2 separate regions of the Homo sapiens genome follow, and region 1 is linked to region 2. Evidence: read pairs that join two places in POLR2A ChIA-PET (ENCODE). Cell type or tissue: PC-9. All regions are shown on one strand. Links, peaks and the distances in the headings refer to the core of each region. The heading gives the core; the rest is flanking DNA. Region 1 overlaps LOC101926953 (a long non-coding RNA gene). Region 2 has its middle 140 kb from the start of LINC03051.

What was found. Peaks named below come from ENCODE experiments on the same cell type or tissue, not always from the same donor. Only the 100,000 strongest peaks of a DNase experiment are listed, where the experiment ranks them.
Region 1: POLR2A ChIA-PET joins it to region 2 with 6 read pairs; 2 of 35 experiments call an interaction of 5 or more read pairs at or near these places.

The regions. Positions count from the first base shown.
Region 1 is chr3:117,757,537-117,760,353 of GRCh38, forward strand. The region is part of intron 3 of LOC101926953 (a long non-coding RNA gene); the gene reads left to right. Among named protein-coding and RNA genes, the nearest start is that of LINC02024, 68 kb to the left of the region's middle. In PC-9, for the core only: no CTCF peak of the experiment used is centred there; no DNase peak of the experiment used is centred there.
Region 2 is chr3:117,852,454-117,855,270 of GRCh38, forward strand. No RefSeq gene overlaps it. Among named protein-coding and RNA genes, the nearest start is that of LINC03051, 140 kb to the right of the region's middle. In PC-9, for the core only: no CTCF peak of the experiment used is centred there; a DNase peak (open chromatin) is centred at 1,578.

The DNA.
Region 1 (2,817 bases), core at 42-2,541, 95 kb before region 2:
TAAAGGCCTAGTGTATTCTTACTCACATGCTACCTCTTCTGGCTAGCTTTTCCTGACTTCAACATCCATAGATAAGTGGCACATCTCACTTGCTACTGCCATGACACTCAAATCCCACTCTAGCACTGCACTTATCAGGCACTGTGTGTCTCTTTACATGCCTATCCCTCTCTCTAGATTGTGTGCTCCCCAAAGATATGTATTTTGTCTTAATCATTTTTTAGTCCATGGTGCTTAATGTATAACGGATTTAATATATGCCATTAAACTAATGTGCAAAATAGGACATTTCTGACAGTTTCACTGATATTTAATGATGGGGCAGAACTAGCAGTATGACCTTGAATGGTATACAATACACAACCACAATTGTATACACATCCACATAAAACTTACTTTTAGATTCAGTCCACACAGTCTATTATAACTATACTGCCATTTTGGTTAAGTAAGGAAAAAGTAAAAAGATGGTCAATTTATGTTAGTGGCTTAGAGTTCCCTCCCCCCCTCCCTCCCTCCCTCTCTTCCTTCCTTCCTTCCTTCCTTGCCTTCCTTCCTTCTTTCCTTCCTTCCTTCTTTCCTTCCTTCCTTTTCCTTCCTTCCTTCCTTTCCTTCCTTCCTTCTTTCCTTCCTTCCTTCTTTCCTTCCTTCCTTTTCCTTCCTTCCTCTTTCTCTCTTTCTCTTTTATTTTCTCTAATCCATCAAAATTCTATATATTTTAAACTTCAAAATTCAAAGAATGACTTGAATTCCTAAAAGTCCAGCCCCATAGTTTTTTCATATGAGGAAATTAAAGTTCAGAGAAAGGAAGTGAGTTGGCCAATGAATGTCACCCAACCAATTTGTAGCAGGACCCGAAGGCAGAGACTCAGGTCTTCTGATCTTAATCTTTCCACAGTATTAAGCTGCTACAATGTTTAATGTACATCCCAACATGCAATAAAGTAAACATCAATGGCATGATGACACGAATATTGTCAAGCCTTTTAAAATATTCTAAACTGTGTCAGTTAATTGTACAAATCTCTCTGGTTCTGCATCTTCCCATAGGAGTTTAGAGGTTTTAACATTTCCAGGAATAGAATAAATCCAGGATAATAAAGACGTGGCAGAAAAACAAACTCTGTACATAGGAGGTTAGGAAATCAGATTGAACACAGTAAAGAGTAAGCTGAAGACAATGTATAATTGATAAATCAGTATGACAAGGCTGGCGTTCCTCCCCATCTGTGTCCGTTGGCGGGGCTCCCCACACTTGCCTCTCTGAATTGTCTGAGAAGGTTTACAGTGTGCTTGAAATGCCCCATTACTCTTTGTACCTGTAAATGCAAAGCTACTATATGGTGCATCCTATGGGTGGGAATTCTACCACCCATATTAGCAACTGGAAAGAATAGAGGCATTGTTCAGTCATTTCAGTCTCAGTCACTCCAACAATTCTATACTAGTGTTTTAAACAAGGGGTGGTACCACTTGCTGGGAGTGTTTGGAAATGTGTGGGGACTTTTTAATTATCACAGTAACTGAGGGCTTCTACTGGCACTTAATGACTAGAAATGCCAGATGCCCTGCAATGCAGGGGGCTGTCCTGAAAAACAAAGAATTGGCCTACCATAAATGCCACAAGCAGCCCCCACCTTGAGAATCACTGAGAGTATTCTGGGCTTCTGTGCCCTCTAGTCGCTCAATCAAGGAAAATCAAGAAGCTGGTGTCAAGCTTCAAGTATGGGAAAGCTCCCGAGCTTGCCTTTTGCTTGAATGGAGATGAAAGGTCTCTTGAATGAGAGATTCAAAATAAAAAAAAAAATAGGTAAAGATTCCTTTCTGGTTTGCCTGAGGGTACTATGAGTGTTTGGGTAAAGATGGTCTTGACAACTTCACTCCTGAAGAGTCAAAAGACTATTTAAGCATAAAAGTTTTCCAATGATTAACCTGGAAATTCTAATGAGTCAATATCTTTGAAGGTAGGGAAATCAGGCTGCCATCTCTGAAGCACAGTGGGACAGTGTAAACCTGGACCTTCCTAGATATACAATGTAAGACAGCTCCCAGTTACCATGGACCACCCATGTGAAAATGAAAACACCAGCATATCTGAACATAGAACACAGCCCCTCACCAACTTCACCCAGGATATACTCCTGAAACATAAGCCACCTTTGTGACCTTCACAGCTTTGCCAGGGAGGTGTGCAGGGCCACTCTAACCTCAACCTTTTGCTAGTTTCTCTTGAATTTGTGAGGATCATCTTCGGTTCTCAGACTCAGCCCACCAGACTCACTCTTTCAGTCACCAGATTCATGGTTCAAGGAAGAAATCATGATTTTTTTTTTCAATCCGACTTAGAAAACATGTATTAAACAATCACTCTTTCTTGGACTGCTTTGTGGGATACACAATAACACATCATTCATCCACGAAGTATTTATTGAATGTCTGTCCCTTGCTAGGTCCTATGCAATAGTCAGTAGGCAATATAAAAAATGAGTAAAATTAGGAGATAACCGATCCTCAGAAAATTCACACTCTCATAGAGAAACAATGGGTGAGATTCTTAGAGAGGGCTTATAAAGTCTTGGGCCAAGTTTTAAAAATTCCAATAAAGTAGATTTAGAACGGTGGAGAAATGGAAGAAAATATTTCATGAAGAAACAGTGAGTTAAGTGCATACCTTGCATATGCTTTCTTCTTCATTACTCATCATCTACAGTTCCATTCATAATTCTCCTATGTCTGAAAACCTCTACATTTAAAGACCCTACTAGTCTTCTAAGCATCTACTTCATTCTAGACTGTACCATACATTTTAGAATTTAA
Region 2 (2,817 bases), core at 99-2,598:
AAGGTGAATCACGAGGTCAGGAGATCAAGACCAGCCTGGCCAACACTGTGAAACCCCAGCTCTACTAAAAATACAAAAATTAGCTGGGTGTGGTGGCGTGTGCCTGTAATCCCAGCTACTCGGGAGGCTGAGGCACGAGAATTGCTTGAATCCAGGAGGCAGAAGTTGCAGTAAGCCATGATAGTGCCATTGCACTGCAGCCTGGCAACAGAGCGAGACTCCATCAAAACAAACAAACAAACAAAAACAACAGTCAAGATGGTAAAACCATGGAAAGGTGTCATCTGCAAGAGCAATTTAGAAGGCTCTTCCTCTAATTTACATTCTTTTGGTATAATATCAGAGGACTGGTGTTCTTCTCTGCTCTATAATGTTGCTCTGGTCATCTCTGATCTTTCCTGTTTGTCTCTGTAACAGTCCATTTTCAAACTGCTATGAAGAAATACTCAAGACTGGGTAATTTATAAAGAAAAAGAGGTTTAATGGACTCACAGTCTCACATGGCTGGGGAGGCCTCACAATCATGACAGAAGGCCAAGGAGGAGCAAAGGAACATCTTACAGGGCAGTAGGCAAGACAGTATGTGTAGGAGAACTGTCCTTTATAAAACCATCAGATCTCCTGAGATTTATTCACTATCACAAAAATAGCATGAGAAAGACTTGCCCCCATTATTCAATTACCTCCCACGGGGTCCTTCCCATGACACATGGGGATTATGGGAGCTACAATTTAAGATGAGATTCGGGTGGGGATACAACCAAACCATATCAGTCTCCCTGTGTTACTGACATCCTCTTTTCTCCTTTGGATGTGCTTCTAGCTTTCTTTTTTCTTCTTCTTCTTTTTTTTTAATCTCTGCCTAATTAGACTTAGAATGTCTACAAGGCATCATCTAAATTTGAGACACACCTGATTGAAGTCTGGTTCACTCTCACTAATTATATGACTTTAAGCACATTGTGTAGCCTTAATTTCTTTATTGGTAAAATGGGAATAATTCTACCCATTTTGACAGGTGGCCATAAGGATTAAACTAAATCAGATTATAAGATGTGTCTAATACTATCAAAGGCACACAAATTTGTATCTTCGTTCCTCATATTATCTTCTGACATCAGAAGTATGAGAGTTTCTGACAAAGGCAAGAGGAAAAGTAGGCAGGGTTCATGCAGTTGGGGACCAAAGTTGTCACTGTGGTTATCAATGCTGGTTTTCTGTTTGTCTTATTTTTAATAATTATTATGGCATCTTATAATCCAAGGGGATATAACTCAAATATTCAATGGTAAAAAATAGCTTTATTATTAGAAAACCAATTATTCAATTACCTCCCACTTAACTCCCAGAGTTAGAAGTGGGCTTCTAACTCTGCCCACTGGCTAAAGTAAGTTATTTTTAAAGAATAAGTTTGAATTTGTTAAATTTAAATGTGCATATTATTCCATCAGTTCCTAGAAATAAGGCTTAATGACCTACCCAGTGAGTCAGTGTCCTTGCTTGCATTTGTTTGCTTTATCTTCAGTAAGAATGAGTAAACATTAATCCATCCACTTCTAGCTTGCTCCCTATTGTGATGACTAACTGTCCCTGTTGCTTGCTATATCAGACTAACAAATCTGTGGCCTCAGAACAGAGTGAATCAAATGATATGTAAATAAATAAAACGCAGCCTCTTGGCCTCAATGACATCATGTGTTAATTGAGTTCAAATGGCCACAGCAAGACCAAATGAGGGGAAATGTTCTACCTGCTTCACTGCCATCGAGAGTTGAAACACGATGAAGCCTGGAAGACCACTGGAGGACAGCATAGTGTATTCTACCATATTCATTTTTCATGAGTTTTCTTCTTGCCTGGCTTTGTAAAACATTCATCCCAATAAATGATTTACCATGGCAGGAAAGATGCAGGAAATTGATCTGAGCTCACCTTCGAACATTATGAAGACCGTGAAGTCTAATCAGGTTCCAGGGAGGACTCCAAGGTGGCAGACATTTATGAACAGAAATGGGAAAAACACACTAGGAAAGCACTGCAAAGACTAATCTGTCTTTCATTTCATCTAACAATGTTCATTCTGAGTGTTCCTTCTTTGAAGGAAGGCCATCTGCTGTAAATTTATTTTTCATTAATGACAGTAACCTTTTAAACTCCATTAGCAGCTTCTTTCTCAGCCTAAATGTAGGGATGCCTGTGGGATATGAGAGATATACAACTTCTCTCCGGAGAGTGTGTTAAGAGTGACCCAGGGCTCTGTTTCCACAAAAGCAAGATGCAGAATACACCAGAAAGCCAGCACTGAACTCCCCAGAAGCAAAAGTCTTAAGTTTACAAAAGTGTCTAATCTTTGAAAAATAAAAGTAGAGCAGCACCGCAGAGTCCCTGGCTTTCTTATCTTTTACCAGGAAGTCCCATCCCAAGAGGTCACAGTGTTTTCAGAGAGAAAGAGGAGTAGATACTTGGAGTACCTAAATACTCTTTAAGGCACCTCTGGAGCTCACATACAGAGGGATAAGCAGGGTTTTAGGATCTGAGTTTGGGAGAGAACCAAACTCCTGAACATGATATGTATAACAAACAGTGTGGCAAAGTGTCATAAAAGGAATTATGGGTTTGAAAGTCAGATATAGATTTGAATCACAGTTTCTTTACTTACTAAAGAAATTAATATTTGATATTTACTTGTAACTCTGGCTTAAGTCCTATGCAGAAATTCCCGGGGTTTGGGAAAGAGTGAGGGGTTGAGATAAGGATAGTGAAGTCATTGTAATTTAAAAAAAAATCACCCTCAATATTCTTACTATTTACTTTTGA